2 separate regions of the Homo sapiens genome follow, and region 1 is linked to region 2. The links are chromatin contacts, found by Hi-C in ENCODE. All regions are on one chromosome and are shown on one strand. Each heading gives the region's core, a stretch centred on a gene start or an enhancer-like site at or near the end of the contact. The rest is flanking DNA. Distances are from core to core; before and after follow the strand shown. Region 1 has its middle 110 kb from the start of THY1. Region 2 has its middle 94 kb from the start of NECTIN1-AS1.

Region 1 (7,190 bases), core at 2,617-5,116, 82 kb before region 2:
GGCCAGGAAAGGCCACGGCACGGAGCAGTGCCAGGACCTTCTGGGGATGCATTGGTGACAATTTGCTTACAAATAATTTAATATCAGAGGGCAGAAGACTTCATGACTCTATCCCTGGCTCTTTCTGCCACTATGAACCTCCACCCTATCTTCTCCTTGAAATCACAGAGGTACCACTTCTCTCTAACACCAAGGCGTCCCCATCTCCTGCTGAGCTGGCCCCAAACCCAGTGAAGAACTGCAGTCCCCCCGCCTGACTTGGCTCTGATGCCCTTGTTGAGTTTTTAAGGTGGGGCCCAGCAAAAAGCCAGAGCTGGGGAAGGGGAACTTGAAGGAAGACTTGGAACCCAGCAGAGACCAGGATCAAGGGAGAACTTATCCCAGGGGTCTGCGTTCCCATTCTCTGGGTCCCAGTGCAGGGCCCCCTACCCTGGGCAGAACCTCTGCTAATCCAGTCAAGCCACTGCTGAAGCCGTTCTCACAGGGTGAACAAGAATTCTGGACAGAAATATGGTGATAAGCATTAATCAGGCTGCACTTGACCCACTCCTTTGTAACCGACAGTCACGTAGAACTTGACACTGGCCATTTGCATCCCAGTTGTTCCTATAGATAAGATATCTGGTGTTAGAGTCATAAGACTTTTGTTTAAGAATTACTTAAGCAGATCCTGAATTCCAGTGAAACACCTGACACCAATCATTTTGAAGACCCCTAAAGAGGAACCGAGTCCGGGTGAGAACACAGTTTCTTCATCTCCCTGTCCCATAACTTCACCCTGTACTCGAATCAATCGACAATCTCCACACTCTGGCCCCCTCCAAAACCATTCAAAACCCTAGCCCCAGACTCCTTGGGGAGACGGATTTGAGGTTTCCTTCTGTCTCCTTGTTTGGTGGCCCTACAATTAAACCCTTTCTCTGATGTAACCTGGTGTTTCAGCATATTGACTTGTCATGCACAATGGGCAACAAACCTCTTACGGTTACACTGCTGCCCCTCCTCCCAGCCTCAGCACCCAGGGGCACCCAGGATCACAGGGAGCAGCTTCCTCAGGAGTCCACACCCAGCCCTGGCCTGAGAGTGGCTTGCTTAGGCTGCCTGCCCCCCACCCCCAGGATGAGGCCGAAAGTATGTGGGCAGTTCTAGCAGCCAGCCCAGTCGAGTCCAGGACAACAGACTTGTTCCCAGGGAGCCCAGAGACACCCCAGGTTCAAAAGAGAGCTCAAAGAGAGGCCCTCCAGGGGAGCAGGAGCCCTGCTGGCTGCAATCCTGGTCCCCCCCAACTCCAGTACCTCCATGTCCAGCCATGTTCCGGCCACCTCCACTCCCAGGCTTGTGGGAGATTTGTCTTTCTTACCATGAGCCCAGGAGGAGATAGAGACCCCGTTGCTGGTTTCTCTCAGTACTGCTGGGATCTGCTGGCATTCTCACAAAGAACTTCCATAAATACTAAGGGGGAACAAAAGGGAAGTAATTACAGCAAATACAAACAGCATGAAAATAGTCAAGTTTTTAAAGTACCGGTTTCCCAGCCTCAGACAACCACCCTGGAGCCCTGGGGGCTGGTCTGCCTTCCCAGCGGGCCCTGTGCCAATGCTCCCACCTTCCCGGACTCGCCTGGTGCTGCCCATCAGGATCTTGGCACCTGCAGGTCTGGGGGCCAGGCTGAAGCCCCCACCTTTCATTTCTAGTTTTCCACGTGAGGATTTGCCTCACCACAGCTGGCCACTGGAGCTGCAGCATCTGACACACTGAATAACTCACCTTTCAGGTGCACGCGAAGGCCTCAACCATCTGGAGAACACCTGCTGCAACAGGTAACACCCCCGTGTCCAGGCCCAAGGCCTTGTCCATTGCACACCCACAGCCCAGCCCTGTTTTCACTACCTTGATGGACAATTGTTGGAGTTAACTCTCCAACTATCCACGAACCCTGATCCATCCTGCTCACACACAGCAGTGAGCACATCGAAGCCATTTGTTCAATGTGACCCAACCCCCTGAATTGATGCTGGCTGGATTAGAAAAAGCACCTGAGCCAAGCTGGACCCATGAGAATTCAGTCTTTGGGGCACTGGAGTCAGGGCGCAGGGACAGTCTCTTCAGAGAGTTCTCTGTCTATTCCACATACATTTGGGAGCTGTGGGTGGTCACCTTGGGTCATGAGGTCTGCCCACAGAAAAAAATGAAGCAGGTGTGCAGGAGAGATGGTGACCTGGAATTCCCAGGGCCTGGTGGCTTTGCTGTCCTCAATCCTTCCTTGCTGAGGCTCCACCACACTCCTGCCTTTAGCTTCTACAAGACACTCCTAAGTTCTTTCAGTAAATTGCCTCTTTGGGCTGAAATGCTAGTTTGAGTGGGTGTCTGTAACTTGCAACCCCAGGATCTCAACCCCTCGCCACACTGTAAGTGATAAAAACATAGTGTAGTTGGGGCCCCAAGAGGACCAAAGCTAGGCACTTGCTGGGGACTTGCAGGAGGAACTGAGAAGGCCCTTGGAAACAGGTGAGAGAATGGAGGGACACCAGGTATATCTCTCCCTGGTAGGGGAGCTGTTGGGGTGGGGACCCCGGAGAGCTCATGAATGGGGCAGGTCTAGCAAAGGAGAGACCCTTTAGAGCACTGCTTCTCCTGTAGAATCAATGTCAACTTGTCAGTAAACGGACTGCTGATGCAGCAGGATCTTTAAGCCCAAGTCCCCACACTCTTTCCAGCATCCCACCTTCTGGCCAGACCCCCACTCCCACCCCCTGCCTCCATGGCTGTGTAATGCACCAGACTAGGAGTCTGAGACCTGAGTTTGAGCCCCAGTTCAGCCACTGATGGGCTGTGTGAGTTTGGGCAAGTAACCCCACCTCCCTGGGCCTTGGCCCCCTTATCCAAAACGTGGCCGCCATAATCTCCTTCTATTTTGCATGGCTCCTTCGAATTCTCCCTCCCTTCTCCGGTCCCTTCCTCCTTTGCCCCTTCCTTCTGCTTGGCACTTGCCTGCCCAGCAAGCCTCCCCTTCTGATCCATGCAGTTCAGTGCACTCCCATCCGCTTCCTACAGCTCAGGAAACTGTGAGGGCCAGGCACTGGTGTGTACGGTGCCTTTGAATCTTACTTTAGGTTAAGATGCTCACCCGGTCTCCCCTTTCAGAAGGAGACCCTCTGAGGGCAGAGATCTGGTCCTCTTCTCCTTCTTCTAGACCGCTCAGTGTGCCTGGAACAGGGCTGAGCCCACAGCAGGGTGCCTGGATGAGCCCTGCCCTGCCGGCCTGTTCCCTGACCTTTCCTCCAGCCCTTTCCCTTCCCCACCCCTGGCAGGGAGGATGCTCCAGAGCCCGCAGTCCAAACTAAGCCAGAGTTGGGGGTCCCCAGCCTCTCCAGAAAGCCAGCTCCAGCCATGGGAGGGGGCATTGCTGGCTGTTTCTTCCCCACAGGCCTGCTCTCCTCACCCCTGCACCCTTCTGTCTGGAGGGGAGGCAGTGTGCCTCACCTGAGCCAGTCACCACAGCCCCAGTGCAGCTGGCTCCTTCCCTTCCTCTCCCGCTCCCTGGCATGGACCAGCACACCGTTCTTCTCCCACCGCCCATCCTCAGTTGCCCCTCGCCTCCCCCCACCGCCTTCTGTTCCCATGCTGGCGTGTCTCCCCCCCCAGGCAGCTGGGAGCAGGGCGCCTTCGATTTCTCTATTCAGTCTGAGGCGTAGCAATTTTCTGCTCTCCCATAATTAGGGGAATTTTAAGCAAACTCCCCGACGGATGATTACAGCAGGTTCAATCCTGGCTCCTTTGATCAGGGAAGAATGAGGACGTTGTTGGAATATTCCTCAACCTGCTGGCCAGACAGGCTCTGCGGCGCACGCCCGGCTCTCGGGCTCCCCCTGGAGGGCTTTGAACTTGTGTCCTGGCGTCTGAGTGTCCCTGGGTGCTGGAGTCTCCCCAGGAGAGGACTGGGTCCAAATTCTGCTTCATGAAGGATTATCCCAGAGGTAGCTTCTCTAGCTTTGGGCCAATATCTGGGCTCAGAGCCAGAGTTGGAAGTGGTCTCTTGGGTAGGAAGGAAAGTTAAAGGGTCATGTAGGGCAGTCTCCCAGGGCTGCTGTGAATGGCCGTGCAGGCCATACACTGTGCCCTCTAGGGGACATTATTCTCCCTGTAGCTTGTGTGAATGGGACTCCTAGGGTTTGTGCAATGTCCAGCCTGCACAACACAACTGACAGCTTGAACCGCTTGAATGACTCCACTTTTCTAAAACGGCAGAAGAGCCTCCTCCTTAGGGTTGAAAGGGGCTCTCCTCTGTTTAGTCCATTTCCCTCGCCTGTTGTGCCTGCCCAAGGCAGTGTGGAAGAGAGAAAAAAGCATGGCCTTTGCAGCCACAGCCTAGAGGGGAATTCCAGTGTGAATGTTTCCTGGCCGTGTAACCTTGGGTTAGTTAATGAACCTCCCTGAACTTTAATATCAATCTTAAAGGACTGTTTTGAAGATTAAGTAAGAGATGGACTAAAACATTGCTTGGCCCTTATGAGTCCTCAATAAATATCACTCCCCTCTCCTTTCCCTGCCCACGTCACACTTTCCTCTTAAACATTTCATCTTCCCAGACAAACCCTTTCTCCTCTGTCTGCCCCAGTCCTGAGTCCCCCAAAGGCTGTGCCAGATAGCAGACTGCATAGCTATATATATATATATATTTTTTTTTTTTTTCTTTTTTAGACAGAGTCTTGTTCTGTCACCCAGGCTGGAGTGCAATGGCATGGTCTTGGCTCACTGCAACCTCTGCCTCCCGGGTTCAAACAATTCTCCTGCCTCAGCCTCCTGAGTAGCTGGGACTACAGGCGCACACCACCACACCCTGCTAATTTTTGTATTTTTGGTAGAGACGGGGTTTCGCTATGTTGGCCACGCTGGTCTCGAAATCCTGACCTCGTGATCTGCCCACTTCGACCTCCGAAAGTGTTGGGATGACAGGCGTGAGCCACCGCGCCTGGCCCAGACTGGGTATATTAATAGGCTGCTAATGTCTCTGGCATCCCCGAGCAGTGGTCCTGGCTTTTCCATAGGTTAATTAGGCCATATTTCAGGATAATTACGACTGTATATTCCTACACTAATTAAGTGGCTCTAAACCCTCTCCAGAATGCAGCTCTGTGAATCATAATTAAGCCTTACCACCAAGTTCCTCTGCCAGCCACGGAGCCCGGCGAGCAGCCTGTTGTCCCCACTCCCAGTCATGGGAAAGGCTGCGTCTGAACCATGGATTTGAAAAGGACCTATTTTCCCGGGATCAGGTCGAGATGATTCCCAATAAACATTGGATGAGGCTTTGCCCTGTTCCTCTTTTGTTTTCACAAGGAGAGAGAGGAATAGAAATACAGTGTTGATACAGGTTTATCTCCTTCTTCTCCCCGCTCTGTTGAGTAGATGTAAATGGATTCCCAGGGGATGCAGGTGGTCGGGGATGAGAAGGTGATGCATGCATGCCTAGGCATAGGGGTGCGTGTGTCAGACTTTGGTGAGTGTACGTGAGAATGTGTGTGCTATAGCTATTGTTCACTAGGGACTTATGTCTAATATTAGCCAGCCAAGTTCATGACTACCCAACAATGAAAACGCGTGTACCAGAAAACACCTGTTGGAGAGGGCTACATAGATCTTCTCATTCCCAGTTTTGTTCTTTAATTTTTTTTTCTTATTTTAGAGACAGAGTCTTTGTATTAGTCTGTTCCTCACACTGCCATAAAGAACGACTAGAGACTGAGTAATTTTTTTTTTAAAAAAAGGTTTAATTGGCTCACGGTTCTGCAGGCTGTACAGGAAGCATGGCTGGGGAAGCCTCTGGAAACTTTCAGTCATGGTGGAAGTGGAAGCAGGCATGTCTTACATGGCCAGAGCAGGAGAAGAGAGAAGAGGGGGAGGTGCCACACATTTTCAAACAATCAGATCTCATGGAAACTCACTATTACAAGAATAGCAAGGGGGAAATCCACCTCCGTGATCCAATCCCCTCCCACAGGCTCCTCTTTCAACATTGGGGATTATAATTTGACATGAGATTTGGGCAGGGACACAAATTCAAACCATATCCTGGTGGATAGTCTTGCTCTGTCAGTCAACCTGGAGTGCAATGGTGTGATCATAGCTCATTGCAGCCTTGGACTCCTGGGCCCAAGCAATCCTCTCACCTCAGCCTCCTGCATAGCTGGGACTACAGGAGCACACCATTGCACCTGGTTAATTTTTTTTTTCAGAGATGGGGTCTCACTACATTGCTCATGCTGGTCTTGAACTCTTGGTTTCAAGCAATCCTCCCGCCTTGGCCTCCCAAAGTGCTGAGATTACAGGTGTGAGCCACTGCACCTGACCTGTTTTGTCCTTAATGGACCTTGCAAATTAGGCTGTGCACAACCTGGTGTTGGCCAGCCCTTCTGGCTAATGTCAGGATTAGCCTGAATTATGGAGTTGTCAGAAGATCCAATTTTGAGTCTTGGCTCTACCACTTGCTGATTATGTTACCTTAAGGAAGTCATTTGGCCTCCTGAGCCTTAGCTTCTTATCTGGAAAATGAAAATATTACCAACTATCTCACAGAACTCCTGAGAAAATTAAATAAGACATGAGGATGGAGCCAGTGACCCCATGTGAGAAGGCAGTGAGTTCTGAGCTCTTCTTTCAGCCATGGAGAGGGGGCTCACGTGGAAAGGGCCACACTCCCTTCCGGGTCCTCTATCTGGTGGCTCTTAGTCCTGGTGTGTTCCATCTGTGTTCATGGGCCACAGAGGAACAGAATCCAGGACGTCATTGCAGTAGCACCAGCGTTCACCACTAGGACTCACTGGGATGCATGTGTTCTCCTTAATGAGGGAAAACACAAAGCCCCTCTCATCTTGTACTGCAGGAGCTTGGAAAGGTCACCATGGGTCAGGACAGCAGATGGAGGATGGATATGAAGATGTCTGGAAAGGGTTTCTGAATCAACAATGCACGGACCTCGATCCCTGGCTTGCAGTCCTTAAAACCCCTGGCCTCCCTGCCCTTGAAAGCATCTTCATTCCCCCACCCTGATCCCTGTAGTCCCACCTTCCCCGCCGTTCTGGGGCCAGCAGCCCAGGCAGCAAAGAGGAAACAGCGGAGACATGTCCTCTTTCTTGCTGTCTTTTTGTGAAGAGATGGCCGCAGGCACTCTAAGACACTAATCAAATAAG
Region 2 (7,314 bases), core at 1,908-4,407:
TGTTATCCATGGCGTTAGGTCATTTCTGTCAGGATGGGAGCCATTTCTGATTCACTACATGGGGTAGAGCTGTTTGCACTTGCTAAGTGTGTAATAAATATGTGTTGACTGAGCCCGTCTCCCTTGGTCAGAGGGAGTACTCTTGCCCCAAGTCTTCTTTCCCTTCCTCAGCTACAATTTGAGGCCAGGGAGTGAGGCAGGCAGTGTATTGTAAGACCTTCCATTAATTCACTCAAAGCATTTACCAAGCACCAGGCTAGGGGCTCCGATGAGAACCCTGTGAATTTCCTAGGGCTGCAGTAACAAATTACCACAAACGGCATGGCTTAAAGCAACAGACATTTCTTCTCTCGCAGCTCTGAAGGCTGGAAGCCCAGAATCAAGGTGACGGCAGAGTCATGCTCCCTCTGAGGTTCGAGAAAAGAATCTGTCCCATACCTCTCTCCCAGCTTCTGATGGCTTCTGGCAGTCCCTGGCATGCCTAGGCTTGTAGAGCCTCACTCCAATCTGTCTCTGTCTTCACATGACATTCTCCCGTGTGCTGCTAAGTCCACATTTCCCTCTTAAAAGGATGCCAGTTGCGTTGGAGTGAGGGTCCACTCTAATCCAGTGTGAACTCATCTTAACCCTGATCATATCTGCAAAGACACTATTTCCAAATTAAAGTCACATTCCCAGGTTCTAGATGGACATGCATTTTGCAGGGATAGCAGTCAACAGCATGGGAAACAATGCTTGCTCTCAAGGAGCCCATTGTCTCATGGAAGGAGGAGCAGACCTGTTAACATAGAGGAGCGATGTGGTGATTCCCGGAGGCACGCTGGAGCAGAGAGAGAGCATGTGTGCTGGGAAGACCCCTGAACCAATCTCTGAGGGGACAGGAGCTGGTCAGAAGAAGGGTGTGAGTAAAGGTGGGAGAAATGGCCTGGGGCATGCAGAGAACTCCCAGCAGCTGGTGAGGCTAGAGCCCAAAGAAGGGATCAGGGAGTGATGAAGACAAGGCTGGGAGGTGAGCAGGGGGCAGTTGTGGAACACCTTGGACACCACGGGCCTTTATCTTACAGGCAGCCAATCAGAAGCCAATGAAATACTTTACGTAGGAAAATGATAAGGCTAAATGTATCTTGAAAGCTGACTCTGGCATCCATGTGGGATGGGTTAAGGGGTGAAACTGGAGGCCAGCGAACTAGTTGGATGCTGTTGCTAGTGCAGGCTAGAGATGTGAGGCTGTCAGCGGCTGATGGGGGTCTTGGCCAGTTCGTGCCCACTGTTATTCCAGAGATAAACACTGTGGACTTGCATCACAAACACCATTCTGCAGGTAGAACTTGACCTTCATAAAAGGAAGACAGAAAAAGACATCAGAAATTGTTTTTTAAGAACAAATGTTGGATTTTCAAGGGATCTGAAGTCAAGGTTGAATTTTCCAATGAGCTAGCTGGACTCTTCTTGGCATTTAGACATCCCAGGGTTTGCTTTCCATTGATTTTCCAGTGGGAACCTCCTTCTCATGCGTGATCTTCCTCCTACACTCTCGGCCCCTTGTCAGGTGCAGTTTCTGGTGAGGTCTTAAATTTTTCAATGGTGCCCAGCTAGCTGGTGTAGAAGCCCTTAGGTCTGGGCAGCCTGGGGATGCCCTTTCCTGTAAGACTGTGTCAGGCACGCTCTTTCCTGGGCTAAGATCTTCATGGGCCAATGCCAATGTGAGTGGCAAGGGAGTCCACGCACTGTAGGGCTCTCCCTCCCAGCCCATCTGTGCCCTTGCATGGCTGTTCCGAGTCACAGGCCCCCTCCATTTAGGACATTGTAATGCGGCCTTCTTTCTTTACTCTAGACAAAGGAGATACTGCATAGGCAGTTGTAAGTGTGAGTCTGGGGTGTCAGTATCACTGTGGGTGGAGTTGGTTGGCAGTTGAAAGGCCTCAGGCCCAAGCTGTGGGACCACCCACTGTCTGATGGAAGTGAGTGATGAAAGAAGCATGACAAAATGCAACCCCAGAGAGGTGGGATTGGGGGTGGATGGGGGAGTGGACACTCCCAGCGGCATCCCAGACAGCTGTTTTCATTGATGCGTTCTATAGGGAAAAATTGTGAAAGACTTTGAAATGGACCAAAAAGATGATTGGGTGTCTTGTCTAGCATACTCTTCTGGGTTTTTTTCAGGCTTCATGGTCTTTGAGCTATTTTACAGCCCTGGAAGTTACAGAAAACTGGTAATAACACAACGAGGAAAAGGCATGTGAGGCCATAGCAAGAGGACACACAAGCCAGGAAGTGAGCCCCCATCAGACACCTGAACCTTGATCTTGGACTTCCAGTGTCCAGAACTGTGAGAAATAGATTTCCCTTGTTGAAGCCACCAGCCTATGGTGTTTTCTTATGGCAGTTGGAGCAGACCATGAGAGCTATATTTCAGGTTCTTTGAGATTTTCTTTTAACCAATTGTAATATCTTACTGGTTCCCCCATGAATTAATGGACTAAATACAATTTTTGACATAGGTTATTGGTATCAGAGTCACGATTTTGTCCTTAAGAAAAAGTTATTCTTTGACCATTCAATCATTCAGCAGAATGTTTGTTGATGCCGTCCCTGGCCCTGGCACTGTGCTGATGGCTGGAAATACAAAGATGAGTTCAACATAGTCCTTGTCCTCAAAGAGCTCCTTGTGTGGTGCAGAGGCGGGCAGGAGGCACACCAGTGAGCATCAGAGTGTCGGTGCTGAGGCTGCAGTTGGAGGAGGTCGCTTTTGGCAGGGATTCGGGGCAGGGCTGGGAAAAGCATGAGTTTTGGAGTCAGACAGGCCTAGCTCTAAGTCCTCAATTCACCACTTCAAAGCTTTGTGGCTTCAGATACATTCATTTTCTTATCTGTGAAGTAAGGATAGTATTTTCATCTTAAGGGTTTATGAGAAGTAAATGAGGTATTGTGTGCAAAGAGCTTAGCCCAGTGCCTGGCATATACTAAATGCTCAACAAATGCTAGTCTCAGCCTTCTGGGCTATGATTTCAGAGGTGCAAGGAAGGCCCCTGATTCCTTCCTCTGCCTGCTAGGAGACACCTGAAATTCCTTTAGGAGAGGAAAAACCTTTCATTACACAGCTAGCAAAGCACTCCCAGTATAAACAGCTTGGGACAGGAAGTGTGGTGACTCAACACACGTTAATATGTAATTTGCTGATGCCAGGGCTTCCGCTTAGAGAAAGTTTTCATAAGCATAACCCCTTGCCTGTGAGTGCCTCTGAAAGCACTTTCACATCTCTGACCTCATGTAATCCCCCCAGCGCCTATCTGGGGAGGGCAGGTCCTGGAGGATCATCCTTACTCATTTTACCAAGGAGGGGACTTGGGCTTTGAGCCATGAAATAAATAGTCCATTCCAGGTTACTCAGCCATGATCCAGGAGCCAGGCCTCAGACCTCAGTCTCCAGACTCAAACAATGCACCCTTACCTCCAGTGGAGTGAAGAGGGGAGAGGAGTCACTCTAGAAGAGAACTTGGGGAACCTGAGCTTAAAGAAGCTGAGTCAACCCTGGGTGGAGGAAGCAGAGCCTCCCAGGATGGTGGGTTAAGGATCTGCTCTCTATAAGCTGTGGAATTCTTACCATGTTGGGCCTTGATTTCTTCTTTTCTAAAATGGTGGTAGTAATGCTTGTCTCACAGGGCTGCTGTACGGATAAAGAGGATAACACAAGCAGTGTCTAGCACAATGCTAGATGGAAGGCTTCAAGCCACACAAGAGCAGGGACAAATCTGACTTGCTCCCCATTGCATCCCAGCAATCGGTAAAGCACCAGGCACGTGGTAGGTGCTCCAGGAGTATTCAACAAAGGAATGGATCAGTGAGTGGCATGGGCTCAGTGCACGGCCACTGTTGTAGTCATTGTGTAGGAACAGGATCGCTGGTGGAACTCACCGAGCCTGGGGACGTGGAAGAGAGGCTGGGGGAGCCGGGTCTGCAGACACATTTCAGTGGCTGTGGGGAGGGCAGGCTCAAGGAAGAATTCAGTTTCTTTGGATATGAGGGCTTTGGGACACCTTCTGCTCTGAATGGAGGAGCCAGGAGCTGGGATACTCCATGTCCAGGCCAGGGGACAGGGTGACTTCAGGTAGAAGTTGTAGGCATGCAGGTAAGCCCCAGAGAGCATAAGGAGAGAGAAACCCAGGCCCATGCTAAACCAGCAGGGGCAGCCCATGTGGGTGGTGCAAGGACCAGACAAGCAGCCTCCAGGGGGTGGGCAGAGAGCTTCTCTGTGGCCCCTGTGCTGGGGTAGGGGGCATGGGTGGCCCAGAAGGACAGGATGCCACTGTATTTCCTGAGAACTGCTGCCCCAGCCCTTAGCTGTTCCTTCCACTAGAAGCCATTTTCACTCCTACTCTGACCCTCCTGAGACCATGGCTCACGGTCAGGCCCTGATCTTCTCGTGGATTTCTATCGATTTGGATGTTTTTGACAGAGCGTGTCTTTAGGAGAGGCTGGTGGGACCTTCTGCTCCTGAGCCGCGATCTCTGCCTCCACCTGAATCTTCACCTCTGCTCTGTACCTCCCCTCTTCACTCACAGCCACTGGCTCAACTCTCCCACTTAAAACAAAACAAACAAAACCCTCTCTCCCTTGGCCCCAGCTGTCTCTTCAGATCACGTCTTATCTTTTCTCCCCCAACTCGTATCTTGGGAGGATTAGCGTTCCTTGCTGTCTGATGTTCTCTCTCATTCACTTTTTTTTTTTTTTTTAAGCAAGTGGTCTTCCAGGTGTTTTTCCTCTGAGTGGCATCACCAGTGGTCTACAAAGTCACCAAGTCCCCTCTCCAATCCACCCCCTTACCACTTCTAAATCCAACTGCTGTTCTCAGGACGTTTCTGCCTCCCATGGCATTTGGCCATGTGGGCCGCTGCCTGCTTGGAAGTCCAGCCTCAGGTCCCAGGCGGAACCCCGCCGGTGCCTGTGGCTTTGGCCTTGGCTGGCTTCTTGCTTTCCTTCGCTGGTCGCCCGCCCCCTTTGCTGTGGGTGCTTCTCGAGTGGATCCCAGTCCTCACCTCCTCCCTCCACGCGTTCTCCCTGCGTGAGCTCATCCTCCCTGTGGCTTTAATTACCATCTGTAGGCTGCTGGCCGCTCCAGTGTGGGCTTGTCTCAGGAGAAACAGCCCAGCAGCTTAAGAGCATCTCCATCCCCACATGTGTGAACTTGAGCACGTTCTGAACACCCCTCCCGCCTTCCCGCATGGCCACTGTCTCAGTAAGCATCTCTCCAGTTGCTGGTCAGAAACCTGGACAGGACTCCTGATTCCTCCTTCTCTGTCAGCCCCCACACTCAGTCCTTCTGTTTGATTTGACCCAATCGCCCCTTAGGTTTTCCTCCTAATTTGCTTTCCAGTCCACCCGCTGATCTCCTGCCCGCCTCAGTGATGGCTTCCTCCCAGGCTCCCTGCCTCAGTTGCCCCGGCTCACTCCCATGGGCTCAGCAGGTCTTGGGCTCTGCCTCATGCCTTGGGCTTCTCTGTCTGTCTGTTCCCTCCCTCCAAGCTTTCCTCAAGCCTCACCTCTTTGAAAGCTCGTGTCACAGTTAAGAGGGATAGTCTGGAGCCCACAGACCTATTTCAAATCTAGATGTCAGCACTTAGCAGCTTTGTGATCTCAGCCTCAGCAAACTTCTTACCTGCTCTATGCCTCAGTCTCCTCTTATGTAAATGGCGATCCCTGCTTCTCATCGATTGCTGTGAGTCAAGTGTGTGTCTCTAGCTGCTTTTGTATTCTAGAGAAAGGCGTTCATTGCTGCCAGGGAGACAGGGATCTTTGTTCCGGAAAATGACCCATTGATTGTGTCAGATAAAGCTCTCTACCCACCAGAGTGAAACTGGGAAGGCCAAAGAATGGGGCTGAACTTCTCCAAAGACAAAAGCCATTTCAGCAGGAAGCAATGAGAACCCGGAAATGGCAGAGGGGGGTCAGCCACGGGATTGGAGTGCAGAGGCTGAAGACAGAACCCAGAAGATGTGACTGGTTCAGGAGGAACTGGCAAGAGCAAGAGGTCTGATTTTTAAATTTCGAGTCACTTGTTAGGCTTCAAGAAGGTCCCTCCTATTCCCCAACTTCTAGGAAAATTATCTTACAAGTTCTGCCATAGGTTAGTAACATTTTGGGAGAAAATTCAGGACGAGACAGATCCCATCTGCCACTTCTTCCAGGAAGCCTTCCTGGACTCCCCCTGTCTCCCAAGTCTGGTTTTGGTATCTCCTCTTCTGTAGGTCAACAAGAAGAAAAAAACAAACAAAAACAAAAAACAACCCAAAAAATTGCATAAACTCAAGAGTCAGAACAGGATTGAGAGAGAAGAGGAAATCAGAATGAGAGGAAATCATGAAAATGCCAGGTCCTGGCAATTCTTAGGCATCTTGGAGACTGTACGGCATGGAACTGTTTTTATCTGAATACTGAAAGTGACCCCAAAGCTTTAAAGGGACATCAAGAGATCATCTGTGTTACTGAGAATTAAATTAGATGATGTACATAGAGTTCTTAGCCCCAGCCCCAACACACAGGAAACTCAGAAATTTGGGAGTTACTTTTTTTTTTTTTTTTAACAAACATTATAATGTCCTATTTTATAGATAGCAAGGATATAACAATCTCATCAGAGGTGAGGTGGGCAGAGATCTACAGGAACAGAGGGAGCTTATCTCCTCTTAACTTCCCTGGGCACCCAGGCCCCCTAATGGGGACACAGCTGCTGGTGACACTGGCCAAACAAGGACAATCTGACCATATCTGGAAATGTCCACTTTTGTTTTTATTGTCAGCTACTATTATCATTTTTAATAGGACAGGGTCTCACTATGTTGCCCAGGCTGGTCTCGAACTCCTGGACTTAAGCAATCCTCCCGCCTCGGCCTCCCAAAGTGCTGGGACTGAGCCGCAGTCTGAGCCGCAGCGCCAAGCTCTATTATTTTTAACATCACTGTCCTTCCTCAGTGTCCCCAGAGTGCCTCTGCCTGTCCCCACTCATCTGTTGTTGAGTGTGGATCTTGGATTACTACTTTTCTACTTAGATGTAAGAAATCTGGCTGATTTTCACATGTGGTTTATAGAAATAGAATGATTTTTTTGGTTCCATCATGTATCCTGTCTTCCTCCCTCCAATTTCACTGCAAGCTCTGAGTTGGAACTCAAATGGCCAGTTCTCCTTAGGTCCCTTGTGCCTCATGCACAGCAACGGCTGCACCGATGTCTGTTGCTGTGGGTGTTAATTTCATCCCTGGATGGGTCCAGAGAGTCCACACCTGGGCAGGAGGCTCAGCCCGGAAGCCCCTGCTCTGT

What was found. Hi-C counts contacts between places; a loop is a spot of excess contacts on that map. Pooled maps may share reads with other maps.
Region 1: a loop to region 2 is called in a map of CD14-positive monocyte, with 3 times the contacts of the local background. The contact joins two enhancer-like sites. A Hi-C loop is called at or near these places in 6 of 168 maps with a recorded cell type or tissue (CD14-positive monocyte, PC-9, dorsolateral prefrontal cortex and 2 more), 2 of 37 single-sample maps with no recorded cell type and 9 of 50 pooled maps.

What each region holds. Positions count from the first base shown.
Region 1 is chr11:119,530,150-119,537,339 of GRCh38, forward strand. No RefSeq gene overlaps it. Among named protein-coding and RNA genes, the nearest start is that of THY1, 110 kb to the left of the region's middle. RefSeq lists an enhancer at 3,508-4,037. Within about 2 kb of position 3,867, at least 4 of the 41 ENCODE cell types and tissues checked have a DNase peak (open chromatin) inside an H3K27ac peak, as active enhancers do; they include CD14-positive monocyte and dorsolateral prefrontal cortex, where a contact is called at or near this core.
Region 2 is chr11:119,612,539-119,619,852 of GRCh38, forward strand. No RefSeq gene overlaps it. Among named protein-coding and RNA genes, the nearest start is that of NECTIN1-AS1, 94 kb to the right of the region's middle. RefSeq lists enhancers at 1,592-2,115, 3,591-4,180, 5,361-5,948. Within about 2 kb of position 3,158, at least 8 of the 41 ENCODE cell types and tissues checked have a DNase peak (open chromatin) inside an H3K27ac peak, as active enhancers do; they include CD14-positive monocyte and dorsolateral prefrontal cortex, where a contact is called at or near this core.